Regions from separate parts of the Homo sapiens genome. Here all the other regions are linked to region 3. The links are chromatin contacts, found by Hi-C or POLR2A ChIA-PET in ENCODE. All regions are on one chromosome and are shown on one strand. The core of a region is the stretch at or near the end of the contact, and the rest is flanking DNA. Distances in the headings are between cores, read along the strand shown.

The links. A loop is a pair of places that touch in the nucleus more often than their neighbours do. ChIA-PET counts read pairs that join two places held with the same protein, here RNA polymerase II (POLR2A). Pooled maps may share reads with other maps.
Region 1: a map of CD4-positive, alpha-beta T cell shows a loop between it and region 3 (7-fold over the local background). The contact joins the promoter of GABPB2 here to the promoter of POGZ in region 3. A Hi-C loop is called at or near these places in 1 of 168 maps with a recorded cell type or tissue (CD4-positive, alpha-beta T cell) and 9 of 50 pooled maps. POLR2A ChIA-PET finds 5 or more read pairs at or near these places in 1 of 52 experiments (HepG2).
Region 2: a loop to region 3 is called in a map of CD8-positive, alpha-beta T cell, with 5 times the contacts of the local background. The contact joins the promoter of PIP5K1A here to the promoter of POGZ in region 3. A Hi-C loop is called at or near these places in 1 of 168 maps with a recorded cell type or tissue (CD8-positive, alpha-beta T cell), 4 of 37 single-sample maps with no recorded cell type and 11 of 50 pooled maps. POLR2A ChIA-PET finds 5 or more read pairs at or near these places in 2 of 52 experiments (H1 and MCF 10A).

The regions. Positions count from the first base shown.
Region 1 is chr1:151,068,247-151,072,559 of GRCh38, forward strand. GABPB2 (GA binding protein transcription factor subunit beta 2) reads left to right here and starts at 2,515. Exons shown (of 9, transcript NM_144618.3): 1 at 2,515-2,688. MLLT11 (MLLT11 transcription factor 7 cofactor) reads left to right here. Exons shown (of 2, transcript NM_006818.4): 2 at 1-1,298. RefSeq lists enhancers at 2,030-2,964, 2,388-2,597, 2,965-3,899 and silencers at 2,798-2,877, 2,908-3,067.
Region 2 is chr1:151,195,399-151,200,049 of GRCh38, forward strand. It overlaps PIP5K1A (phosphatidylinositol-4-phosphate 5-kinase type 1 alpha), which reads left to right and starts at 3,154. Exons shown (of 16, transcript NM_001135638.2): 1 at 3,154-3,683. The coding sequence starts at 3,599. LOC124904419 (a long non-coding RNA gene) reads right to left here and starts at 3,127. Exons shown (of 2, transcript XR_007066620.1): 1 at 3,053-3,127; 2 at 2,709-2,942. RefSeq lists enhancers at 3,252-3,451, 3,552-3,631.
Region 3 is chr1:151,457,335-151,462,004 of GRCh38, forward strand. It overlaps POGZ (pogo transposable element derived with ZNF domain), which reads right to left and starts at 2,160. Exons shown (of 19, transcript NM_015100.4): 1 at 1,818-2,160. RefSeq lists silencers at 1,261-1,310, 1,501-1,550 and an enhancer at 2,381-2,430.

The DNA.
Region 1 (4,313 bases), core at 1,265-3,764, 390 kb before region 3:
TCCTACTATTATGATAGTTTTTAAGGTTTCAATTCAATCTTCTGAACGGCATAAGTCCTATTTTAGCCTTACCTCCTGCATTTGCAATACGTAATACTGATCAGTGGGCACAGTTCTTCAGCTACATTGAGACCCTGAAATGAACAATTATATTCTGACTCGACATCTTGTCCCCAATCCTTCCAAAAATATTGATGGTGATTTGTGCTACCATTTACTCGTTTATTTAATAAAGACATTCAATCCCAGGACTGGAGTCTAATTTTCTCTCTTCACAAGAAAAGCCACAGAAATCTGAGAAATTAGCCTTGCTTTCACACTTAGCTTATACATCTTTTTTTTCTTTTTTATTTTTGAGACAGGGTCCCACTCTGTCACCCAGGCTGGAGTGCAGTGGCGGGGATCACCGCTCACTGCAACCTCCACCCACCAGGGTCAAGGGATCCTCCCACCTCAGGCTCCCAGGTAGCTGGGATTACAGGCGCCTGCCACCAGGCCTGGTTAATTTTTGTATTTTTCATAGAGACGGGGTTTCACCATGTTGGCCAGGCTGGTCTCTAACTCCTGACCTCAGGTGATCTGCCCGCCTTAGCCTCTCAAAGTGCTGAGATTACAGGCGTGAGCCACTGAGCCCGGCCTCATTTTATCTTTCTATAATAATATTCAACTTAGAGGAAGAATGATTTGAGTAGCATTTAGACATTAGATGGTGAACTTCGCATTGAACAGATAATGAAAGGGCAAAATCAACTTAAAATTAGAAAAGTAGTTAGGGAGACAGGTACAACCACTCTTCTGCTTGCCCACTGACTACCAACATTATATTTCAGGTAATAATTCTCCTAGGTGCCTAAGAAGATAAACGAATTCACTCAAATATGTTATCTGCTTAACTTCTGGTTTTTGTGTGCCTGCTATAGGAAAGCACTGAGCCAAACAGAATGTAAACGGGAATGAGACAAGACTCCAACTCTCAAAAGAGAAACTGTAAATACCAATATGGATAGGACAGAATTGGGCAGTGTACTATAAATAAGGATGACACTATACCCTAAATAAGGATGATCTAGAGAAGTCCCCAGGTGGGAGAAAAAAAGACAAATCCTCCCTCTAGGCCATGAAAAGCCCACATCTAAAGACGGTCCCAGTCTAACGAAGAATGGGGCCAGGAAGGATAAGTAGTGCGTCCTTTTCTATTTTTACTGAGTTTTGAAGGGCCCCTTCAGAGTCCTTCAGCCATGGCAATTGGTGGGTGGAGACAGGGATCAACTGTTTGGTAAATAAAGTGACTAAATGGATTTGCAAACTCATGCTCCATCCTCTTGCAGGCCTCCAAAAAGAAATGACTCAGGCCGGGCGCGGTGGCTCACGCCTGTAATCCCAGCACTTCGGGAGGCCGAGGCGGGCCAATCACTTGAGGTCAGGAGTTCGAGACCAGCCTGGCCAACATGGTAAAATAAAACCCCATCTCTACTAAAAATACAAAAATTAGCCCAGCGTGGTGGCGGACGCCTGTAATCCCAGCTGCTGGGGAGGCTGAGGCAGGACAATCACTTGAACCCGGGAGGCAGAGGTTGCAGCGAACCGAGGTCACGCCACTGCACTTCAGCCTGGGCGACGGACGAAGCGAGACTCCGTCTCAAAAAAAAAAGGCCGCGCGCGGTGGGTCACGCCTGTAATCCCAGCACTTTGGGAGGCCGAGGCGGGTGGATCACGATGTCAGGAGATCGAGACCATCCTAGCTAACACGGTGAAACCCCGTCTCCACTAAAAATACAAAAAAATCTCCGGGCGTGGTGGCGGGCGCCTGCAGTCCCAGCTACTCCGGAGGCTGAGGCAGGAGAATGGCGTGAGCCCGGGAGACGGAGCATGCAGCGAGCCGAGATCGAGCCACTGCACTCCAGCCTGGGCGACAGAGCGAGACTCCGTCTCAAAAAAAAAAAAGAAAGAAAGAAAAGAAATGACTCAGTTATTTGTTTCACTGTTCTCACTGACAGCTTGGCTCTGGGGTCCTTACATTCGGCCTGTAACTGGAAAAATGTGTCCATCAGGCACCAGAACCCAATGCACAAAGCCAGGAACGTCCCAAACAGCTGCAGCCGAGGTTGGGATAAGGAAACGAGGCTTTCCTGTCAAACTAAACCTGGCCGCCCCGGACCCCGAAGAAGCAGCCAAGAGTTAAGACGCAATCTGCATGACTGACGCACGCTCCGAGTCTCCCTCAGCAGTTCGCCAGGTTCTTGGCGCCAACACCAGACCTAGGATCCGTCCCCTGCTGGAACTATTCAGACGCGCAAGATACGTAACCAGCAGTCCTCCGCCCCGTTAAATAGTCCTGCCTAGCATGCCTCGGTGACGCACTTTTCCACCTCAGAAGTGCCTCAGCAGAAAGGCGATGAACCTCGGGGGTGCATCATCTTTCTGTTAGAATGGGAGCATGAGTTTTCTGATCATTTTCCCTTCACAGATTCCTCCGCCAGAAATCTTACTCGCGGCGCCTTCATTTCCGGGTCCGCCATTTTGTTGCCTCTGTTTCTCCACGAGGGGGGGTTAAAGGCCCCCAAAACATGCACACATGAAAAGGGCAAAAAGTAACCGTCCTTGACAGGGAGTCTTAACTAGAGAAGGAAACGGGACTAAACTGGCGGGCTCCGTGGAAGCGTGGCCGGCAGCGTCCCGGACGAGGAGGTGAGGAGGAAAGAAGAGATGTGTGGACTCCGGGGGGCGTCAGGGCTGGAAAGGAAAGTGCCGTGAGAAGTCACACCGCTTCCCAGCCCAGCCTCGGACTTCTGGGTGCAGACCTCGCGGCTCCCCGTCACTGAAGCGGGGGCAGCGGCGGGAGGGGGACGGGGAGGAAGGGGATGCTGTCGGGAGGAAGGGGAGGGGACTGGAAGGAGGTGAAGAAGGGGGTGGGTGTAAGACCTGGGGCTGGGGAGCTGGACCAAGGGAAGCCCAGGCCGCGGAGGTGACCACTAGGGGGCGGCGCGGAGCCGGGGCCGAGGCCTGTCGCCGAGGCTGAGTTTGGCCCCCTGCCCCAAATTGGTTCCCATCTTTCAGACAGACATTGGTGTGAGGAACTGTAGGGTTTATGATAGAGAGGGAAACGGCGACTCTCATTATCTGACCCAAATAATGACCTGAAAGATTACTAGTGAACTCGGTAATCTGAATGAGAGCAGTACGGGCCCCGCCTCTGCTTTTTTGCTCTTTTTTTTTTTTTTTTCAAAACTGAGTCTTGCTCTGTCACCCAGGCTGGAGTGCAGTGGCGCGATTTCGGCTCACTGCAACCTGCAGCTCACTGCAACCTCCGCTTCCCGGGTTCAAGCGATTCTCCTGCCTCAGCCTCCCGAGTAGCTGGGATTACAGGCGTGCGCCACCATGCATGGCTAATTTTTGTATATTTTTAATAGAGACGGGGTTTCACCATGTTAGCCAGGCTGGTCTCGAACTCCTGACCTTAGGGGATCCCCCCGCCTTGGCCTTCCAAAGTGCTGGGATTGCAGGCGTGAGCCACGGCTCCCGGCCTCGCCTCTGCTTCTTTCACAGTTGTTTGTACAGCTGGCCGCCCAGTGGGGACTTGAGCAATACTAAAAGAACCATAGATTCTTCCATTGCAATTCTTTCCGTTGGCTGTCTCCTGTTTTCACATACTTCCTTGAGCCAGAGGTCATCCCATTCCTCTCCCTTTTCCCAAAAGGGCTTTCTCTCTAGGGGGTCCCCCCCAACCCAACGTCTTTGGAAAAGGACAGTCTATGGCTTACTATCAACGATGTAACAAAATTTTGGCCATCCAAGACCATATTTTCATCTAATCACTTGGTCCACCCAATCCAGTAGAGATGTTCTTAGGCATGTATTTTCACACGTGCTTTGATGACAATAAAGAGAAAACTGCCCCATCCAGATTCTTAAATAAACAAAAGTAATTACTCTAATTATCTTGGATAATAGAGTACTTTGTTGTCAAGAGCTCAAGCACTTCATGAATTATTAAAACACACACTTATTGAAAGGTTTTGGCCGGGCGCAGTGGCTCACGCCTGTAATCCCAGCATTTTGGGAAGCTGAGGTGGGAGGATCCCTTGAGCCCTGGAGTTCTAGACCAGCCTGGGCGAAATAGGGAGACCCCTGTCGGTACAGAGAAAAAAAAATTATTTTTAATCAGCTGGGCGTGGTAGTGCCCACTGGTGGTCCCAGCTACTCGGGAAACTGAGGTGGGAGGATCGCTTGAGGTCGAGGCTGCAGTGAGCCGTGATTGCACCACTGCACTCCAGCCTGGACCACAGAGTGAGGCCCTGTCTCTTTAAAAAACA
Region 2 (4,651 bases), core at 1,904-4,403, 260 kb before region 3:
TGCTCTGCCCCTGTTTCCACACCCTGCCACGTCACCACAGTTCTACTATGCCAGGAATGTTACCGGGGAGGAGTGGTTCCATGACTCAGAGGACACCCCAGGTACTGAGTGGGAGTGGGGGCGCCCCAGGGACTGAGTGGGAGTTGGTGAAATTAAAAATAAAAATAGTACTTGATGAAAATAAAAATTAAAAATATAAAAAATTAGCTGGGCGTGGTGGTGCATGCCTGTAGTCCCAGCTACTCGGGAGGCTGAGGCAGGAGAATCGCTTGAACCCGGGAGGTGGAGGTTGCAGTAAGCCAAGCGCCACTGCACTCCAGCCTGGGTGACAGAGCCAGACTCTGTCTCAAAAATAAAATAAAATGGAATTCACAGATTAGCTCACAGGGAGAAGATTCCTCTGTTTGACTGCGTTGGTCATTCTGGGATTTATTAGTCTGTTTCCAATTTTAAAATCAGAAACAGCTTTACATCAACACCAGCCGATTTTTTTTTTTTTTTTTTTTTTTTTTTTGAGACGGAGTCTCGCTCTGTCGCCCAGGCTGCAGTGCAGTGGCACGATCTCGGCTCAGTGCAAGCTCCGCCTCCCAGGTTCATGCCATTCTCCTGCCTCAGCCTCCCGAGTAGCTGGGGCTACTACAGGCGCCGGCCAACTCACCCGGCTAATTTTTTGTATTTTTAGTAAAGACGGGGTTTCACTGTGTTAGCCAGGATGGTCTCGATCTCCTGACCTCGTGATCCGCCCGCCTCGGCCTCCCAAAGTGCTGGGATTACAGGCGTGAGCCACCGCGTCCGGCTACACTATCCGATTTCTAAAGTAACTCAGGAAATGGTAGCAATCCTATGCCTTTTCGGAAAACAAGGATAATTTATTCAACAAATATTTATTTATTGAATACCTATGAGCCAAATCCTGTGCTCAGTGTGCCCCTCACTAGTTCCTGTCCTGTTTAGTTGAGTGGAGGGTATAGGTACAGGGAATTATAAAATACTTCAACACAACAAAATTCCACTGCTGTGGAATTACAAACAAGATTTTGTCTACTTTCGGTGCCCAAAGGAAGACGAATAATCCAGCAGGTGGCAGCAGGGAAACAATTATCTTAGATCTTCATAAGGGAGGAGTAGAAGGCTGCAGTAAATGCATGGGGATTTTTTTTTTTTTTTTTTTTTGAGTTGGAGTTTCGCTCTTGTTGCCCAGGCTGGAGTGCAAAGGCGCCATCTCGGCTCACCGAAACGTCTGCCTCCCAGGTTCAATCAATTCTCCTGCCTCAGCCTCCGGCGTAGCGAGTAGCTGGGATTACAGGAATGCTCCACTACGCCTGGGTAATTTTGTATTTTTAGTAGAGACGGCGTTTCTCCATGTTGGTCAGGCTGGTCTTGAACTCCCGACCTCAGGTGATCCGCCCGCCTCGGCCTCCCAAAGTGCTGGGCTTACAGGCGTGAGCCACTGCGCCCGGCCTTTTTTTTTTTTTTTTTGAGACTGAGTTTCGCTCTCGTTGCCCAGGCTGGAGTGCAATGGCGCGATCTTGGCTCACTGCAACCTCTGCCTCCTGGGTTCAAGCGATTCTCCTGCCTCAGCCTCCCGAGTAGCAGGGATTACAGGCACCCGCCACCACGCCCAGCTAATTTTTTGTATTTTTAGTAGAGACGCGGTTTCACTATGTTGGCCAGGCTTGTCTCGTACTCCTGAGCTCAGATGATCCACCTACCTCGGCCTCCCAAAGTGCTGGAATTTCAGGCGTGAGCCACGGCGCCCGGCCTGCATGGGGATATTCTATGGATGTTCGGGTCCTAGGTTACTTTATGAGGACCCACAAGACATCTGGAAAGAGGATAACCAGGTCATTCTGGGGGTTACAAAACCTGTTTTTTTTGTTTGTTTGTTTTGTTTTGTTTTGAGACAGTTTCGCTCTGTCGTCCAGGCTAGAGTGCAGTGGCGCGATCTCCGCTCACTGCAAGCTCCGCCTCCCAGGTTCATGCCATTCTCCTGCCCCAGGCTCCCGAGTAGCCTGGGACTACAGGCGCCCGCCACCACGCCCGGCTAATTTTTTGTATTTTTAGTAGAGACGGGGTTTCACCGTGTTAGCCAGGATGGTCTCGATCTCCTGGCCTCGTGATCCACCCGCCTCGGCCTCCCAGAGTGCTGGGATTACAGGCGTGAGCCACCGCGCCCGGCCACAAAACCTGTTTTAATGGAGTTATTTCATGGGCCATGAGTTTGAGAGGATCTATCTGACCGACTCTTACCCCGAATGTTTTACCATTCCTCTTTATTTATTCATTCCACAGATAATTATGGAGCCCCTACTATGTACGAAGTCACTGGAGGAGCTGGAGATACAAGAGTGAACCAAACACAGTCCTTGCTCCCCAGAAGTTTTACAGTCTGCTCAGAGAGACTGGTCTTCCCACCAGGGTTCATAGCCTACGGGGTACTTTGTTAAAAACGAGCAGTTACTACGAAGACTACAATGGGAGAAATTTTTCTGTGTATCTCCATGCCCTTTGGAGCACAGATAATTGACAGTTGGAGGCTAAAGGGGTTGGGTCGCGGGAAGGTTGTGATAAGTCCCTGATAGCCTCCCGTGCCCTTTTTTGACAGGTCTTCACTGATTCATGCATCAAATATTTACTGAACTCCGTCACTGTGCAGTGCCTAACTTTGTGCTTGAGGCAAACAAAACACAGATCTATTTCGAATGCCATTCCGAGGAAGGTAAGACATGCACGCACGTTTAATCAAATAGTAAACAAGAGTAGTAAAACAGGAAAAAGACTAAGAAGAGTTCTTGGTGGTATTAAATGTTTTGTGATATTCGACACCTTAACGTCTCTGACTTGACACCAGTACTCCCGCAGAGAGTTCTTTCCTGGGTTAGGAATTTCAGAGGACTTGGCGGACCGACTCTTGTCCCGAGTTCAGATCACTCGACCCAGTCCTAGCAAAGAACTGAACCTAAGAGGACCTGCCGAGCCACCGTAGGGACTGTCGGCCAACCCGCGCGCGCACATCTTCCACCCGTGGACTCGTCAGGGCGTGAGGACCCACCTCACGTGACCATTAGCAGCCTCCCGATTGGTTTTGCTCCTTTTTTCTCCCCAATGAGTGGGCTGATGCCCCGAGAAGGTCGGGCGCATGCGCAGTGCTCGGATTTTTTGCTTGGCTACCCGGAGTGAAGCGGCCGGGTTGGGCGATTAACAGGCCGTGGTTAGGAAGGACGGAGAAGGGGCGTTCGCTCCTTTGGGACTTTTCATGCCTCGTTTTTTTTTCAGATGTGGCTTGGTCTGGGCGCAAGGTCCCAGCAGCCAGCTTAAGCTTACTCTTCTGTGAAAGGGGAAAGTATCCCCTGTGGAAAGCGGTTAAACTTGTGGAGGGGGTGCGGGACGTGAGTTCTTCCCCATGCCAGGCGAATGGTGTGGCCTTGAGCTGGTCCAGGAGCCGGCTCGACGTGTCTGAGGGAGGCCCCGGAGGGGGCGGGGAGGTGGCCCACAGAACGCGGGTTCTGTAAAGAGACGTTGGGAAGATTCGATTCCGAGAAGAGGAAGAACCGGATTGAAAGAGAGCCAGGCCGCTGAGGGGGAGGGGGCTGCTAAGATGGCGTCGGCCTCCTCCGGGCCGTCGTCTTCGGTCGGTTTTTCATCCTTTGATCCCGCGGTCCCTTCCTGTACCTTGTCCTCAGGTAAGCCCGGCAGGGCGTGGGTAGGGAGCTGGTGAGGAATATGCGATGGGAGGAAGAGCGAGACCTAAGAGGGTACCTGTAGCTGGGAATGTCCTACGTGTTACCGGTAAGTGGGCGCGAGCTGGGCTTTCAAATAGGGATTTATGAGCGGGCAGGAGTTTGAGGAAAGGATAAGTTTGATTAAGAAGTTGTCGAAAACTTTGGTTGTCTTTGAGGAGGACGGATGGAGATTGAAGGTGGGGGTAGGGTGGCCCGGCGCGGTGGCTCACGCCTGTAATCTCAGCACTTTGGGAGGCCTTGGCGGGCGGATCATTTGAGGTCAGAAGTTCGAGACGAGCCTGGCCAACATAGAGAAATCTCGTCCCTACTAAAAATACAAAAATTATCCGGACAGTAGTGGCGTGCATCTGTAATCCCAGCTACTTGGGAGGCTGAGGCAGGATAATCCCTTGAGCCTGGGAGGCAGAGCTTGCGGTGAGCCGAGATTGGGCCACTGCTCTCCAGTCTGGGCGAGAGAGTGAGACCCTGTCTCAAAAAAAAAAAAAAAGAAGTTGCGGTAGGAAACAAGAGAAACGGAAGGGAGTAGAGAAACTAAGAAAGTAAATGGAGGCCTAAGAAGTAGAGAGAACTACTTAGTGTGAGAGGCAGGTGGAATCTAAGTTGATTGTGGGCTAATTGGATGAAAATGTTGAAGAGAAGCCATGGGACTTAAAAGATATCGAAAAGTTATTGGACGCTTTCGATTTCTGGAGAGGTAGGGAATCGTGAATTTTGTTGGGTGGGCGGGAGTTGTTGAAGCCATCTTTTCCCTCAGATACTCCCCCCTAATGTGTCACCCCTTCTCACTTCGCACCCCCACCCTTAGGGCCGCACAGGCACACAGACACACATACATACTTTCTCAGACTAATTCCTTTGGTGATTCCCAACTCTAAACTGCCCAACTTTGGGAAGGAATGGAAATTTTG
Region 3 (4,670 bases), core at 910-3,409:
GTGGTTACATTAATCAGTCTCAGCCCCAGGACTGCTCATTTGAAAATGTAAAGATGACAACCCCCCTCTGCTCCATTCAAATAAATTTGGGGGATGAGGCCCCCCAAATTGTACGTTTAACCACCTTCAAGTTACTTTTTATGCACCCCGAAGTTGAGAACGATTGTGCTAACAGTTCGAATTCAGAGTTCAAGCTCTCAGACCCTGAGCAATAGTGTCTCAAAATTAATCGTTTGCCAACGAGCAGCCCTCCCTGCCCCCTCCGTTTCCCTTTCCTCTAGTTGGGTAAATGCCTACAGAAGTAAAACCCGGCCGGGCGCGGTGGCTGACGCCTGTAATCCCAGCACTTTGGGAGGCCAAGGCGGGCGGATCACCTGAGGTCAGGCGTTCAAGACCAGCCTGGCCAACATGGTGAAACCTCGTCCCTACTAAAAATACAAAAATTAGCCGGGCGTGGTAGCACATGCCTGTAATCCCAGCTACTAGGAAGGCTGAGGCAGGAGAATCACTGGAACCCGGCAGGCGGAGGTTGCAGTGAGCAGAGATCGTGCCACTGCACACCAGCCTGGGCGACAAGAGTGAAACTTCGTCTCAAAAAAAAAAAAAAAAGTAAAACCCCATTTCTGTGGAGTTTTGAGCGGCGGTAAGAGGTGTCTACGGGCTTGGAAGGACGGGCTACACCGCTTGCATCAAGACGGCGGCTGCTGTGAGATAGTCCAACTGCATCTTAGTTTCCATTTCGAAAATGAGACTGGCCACTAAATGACTCTAAGGACTCATCAGCACTACCTTTTTCTGAACTAAGAATGTCTAAGACAAGTGCTACTAGCAGTTTGAGAGAATCCCACATCTGGAGAGGAAGGAAATAAGAACAACACGCAGAAAGACGGAAAACAAATAGATCAATGACAGTACTCCTTTGCAAAAGGTGCCAAGAATCTAAATAAAATAGTCCCCGGGATAAACATGGCGCCCACCGCGGCAGGACATAATCACCAGAAAATAAAGATTCCCCGCCTCATTCCATTTTATAAATCACGGCGCCATCCCAAAAGAAATTTGGGGACCGAGGGAGGAGACTTCGTAAACTAGCTGCAGTGCACTAAGGCTTAGGATGTACTATTAGACCAAGCAGAGATTACATAACACAAGGGATCGGCTCAGCAATCACTCATTTTCCTCCTCCCGCTCAAAACGAGCGCCCCACTCCTTCTCGGAGCGGGAATGGGGCGGGGAGGGCCGCGCACCCCCACCCCCAGGGGCCGCTCCGCCGCCGCCCGCCCCTCCGCCGCACGGCCTCGCCCCCTCGCCGGCCCCTCCCGCCGCGCCCCGCCGTCTCGCCACCGCCCGCGCCCCCGCCCCCGCCCCTTCCCCAGCGGGCCACCGCCCGCGCCCGCGCCGCCCACTCCTCCGAGACGCCTCGCGCCGAGCGTGCGTGTGGACGTCGGGCTGTGTGCGGGGCCGTGGGGCGCGAGTGCGCGCGCGCGCGCCGCGGCGGGCGCCGGGGGGCGGGGGCGGCCGGCCAGCCGGCAGGCAGGGACCTCCGCCGCCGGCCCTTCGCGCGGCTCCCGCGGCCCGGGGCGCACGCACACACACTCGCGCTCGCGCGCCGCACCCCGCGGCCGCCCCTGCCGCGGGCCGCGCCGCCACTCGCGGTGGGCGGGGGCGCGCACCGCCGGCCCCCCGCCCCCACCCCCGCGCGTACCGGCCCCATCCCCCTCTCATTGTCTCGCCTCTGAACGCCTCGCCGAGCGAAAAGATAACGGAACCCCCGGGAGCAGGGGGTGGGGAGAGAGAAGGCTCGCTCGCTCACTCACCTCCTGTGGTCGTCGCCGCCGGTAGTCTGACCCGAGGAAGGCGCCGTCGCCTTAAAGGGACCTTACACCCGGCGCCAGAAGGGGGTGGGAGCAGGGGGAGGGGACGGGGGCTTGGGGGGAGACGAAGAAGAGGTAACCGTTGAAAGCTCGTCTCCCCAAGGGTGAAAGGAAGCCTCCCTCGGGTTCGAGTGATTCGGGGTGGATTTTTTTCCCGAGGGGGGCGGGGGGGCCCCGAGGGAGGGGGGTGGGGGGGCCAAGGAATGCGGCTCCGTGTACGGGAGCTGGCGCGGGGGAGAGAGACGCCGACTCCCCCCACCGACCCTCTCGCCCCGCGGAGGGATACGGCTCGTCACTTCCGCCCTCCCCTTTTTCACGGCCTCCCAATTGGTCGGAGCGCGCTGCACGTCATGGGCTCATCCAAACCCCTGCCCGGGCTTCTTTTCTAGTCAAGTTTGGCTGGGCCTGCAAATAAATAAATAAAGGAAAACATTTTTTGTAATGAAAAAAGAATAATTAGCTTCAGAAGCTATATCTAAATTTTGGTGAGAAAAATGAGACTTCCAAAGAAAATATTCCCCAATTTACTTGCCAAGAGTTTCCAAGGAAGTGTTGGGAGGCTCCCCCACTTTCCACTCAAGGCTTAGACCCAGTCAAGAGGGAGACTTCATGACACAGGCCAGGTGGTGAGGCCCAGTGGCACCAACAACTGTCATTGGAACAAAGAACAAAATGGCACTCACTCTTTCTCAAGAGACACTCGGCCAAGTAACCTTGTGGCTGCGGCCTTGTTTAAGTGAAGAACTTTTAAAAGCCATTTTGATCCTCAAGCCCTTCTGGATCCTGGAAAGAAGTGGCACACGATTGTTAAAGCGATTATTGTGATGGAAACTGCTTTGCTCCCATTGTGAGTAGATTCAGCAGAGATCCCCAGTTCCAAGAAACCACACACACTCCACATCCTTATGCTTTTTGCTCCAATCAAGGCTGAGATGGGTTGGCTCAAAGAAATTGGTTAGTCCACTCAAACGACCATCCACCTGTTTATTCTTCCCCAGACAAAAACTACCTCTTTTCAGGTAGCTAAGAAATTTTGTCCTTTATTGCCTTCTGAGATTATAAAAATGTAATATTTTCCTTGAATATTTGAAAATGTTTGCTATTTAAGCAATACACAAATATTTGCTTCAAACCAAATGTGAAATCAAGGTACTTGGTGCAGAAAGGGGAAATCCAGAACTATGTTTATTTGTGCTCTTTATATACACACTCCATTCAAACCACCAGACTGAAAATAGGCAGTGGAAGTAGGCATTCCAAATTGTATGCACCTGCCCGTGTGAGTGTGCACATGTGCATACACATACACACACTGCCACCACCCAGTTTCATTCCATTTCATACCAAAACCATGTGAGTGATTTCCACTAGTGTAGGATGCTTAGGAAGGACTTCATTATTTGAATGAGAAGAATCACTAAATCCTTCTGAAAATACTTCTGAAGACTTTCCAGACCTGATCTGGAGAAGCCCATATTAGGATTATGGGATCAATCACCAAAAGACTACATGAAACTCAAATCCTATTTTATACTGTCGTGTAATTAGTATAATTCATTATATATGTTATATTTACATTATGTATATTACGTTATTAACCTTTGAAAAATTCCAACATATTTCCCCATGCCCTGTCAATTTATTCTCCCAGCCAATGAGATCTAGCGCAGACTATGCCATATACCGTTGACCAGTAACTGTTAGCATGCTTTATTGAAAATGGATCATGCATCCATTCATTCATTCAATGAATATTTATTGGGGGCTGGGCATGGTGGCTAACACCTGTAATCCCAACACTTTGGAAGGCCAAGGGAGGAGGATCACAGCAGTCTGAGGGCAGCCTGGGCAACTTAGCAACATCCCATCTCTACAAAAAAAAATTTTTTTTTTTTAAACAGAGTCTCGCTCTCTCCCCCAGGCTGGAGTGAAGTGGCGCGATCTCGGCTCACTGCAACCTCCGCCTGCTGGGTGCAATTCTCCTGCCTCAGCCTCCTGAGTAGCTGGGACTACAGGCGTGCGCCACGATGCCTGGCTAATTTTTTCTGTTTTTAGTAGAGACGGGGTTTCACCAAGCAGGCTGGTCTCGAACTCCTGACCTCGTGATCTGCCCGCCTCCGCCTCCCAAAGCGCTGGGATTACAGGCGTGAGCCACCGTGCCTGGCCCCAAAAAATTTTTTTCATTAGCTGGTTGTGGTATTCCTAGATACTTGGAAGACTTGGGAGGATCACTTGAGGCCAGGAGTTTGAGACTGCAGTGAGCTATGATGACACTACTTGCACTCTAGCCTGGGAGGGACAGAGCAAGATCCTGTCTCAAAAAAAAAAAAAAAATTATTGAGCACATGTACTAGGCACTGTTTTAGGTGCTGGGAATACAGCAGCAACAACAACAACAAATACCTGAATCTGTGGGATTTATACTCTAGAAGGAAAGAGACATAAAATATACACATAAACAAATTGTTCTATTGTCTATTGTTAAATAACAAATGACCCCGAACTTAGTGGCTTAAAACAACAATTTCATTACCTCTCATGGTTCTGGGAGGTAATTAGGCTCAGCTAAACAGTTCTCACTTGGGAGTCTCGTATGCAGTGGCTAGGGCTGAAGTAATCTCAAAAGCTTCCTTACATGTCTGGAAGTTGAGGTTGACTGTTGGCTTGGACCGCAGCTGGGGTTGTTGGCAGACCATTTACAAGTGGCTTCTCCATGTAGCCTGGGCTTCCTCATATCATAGTGGCTGAGTTCCAAGACTGAGTGCCCCAAAAGGACCAGACAGAGATCGTGACCTA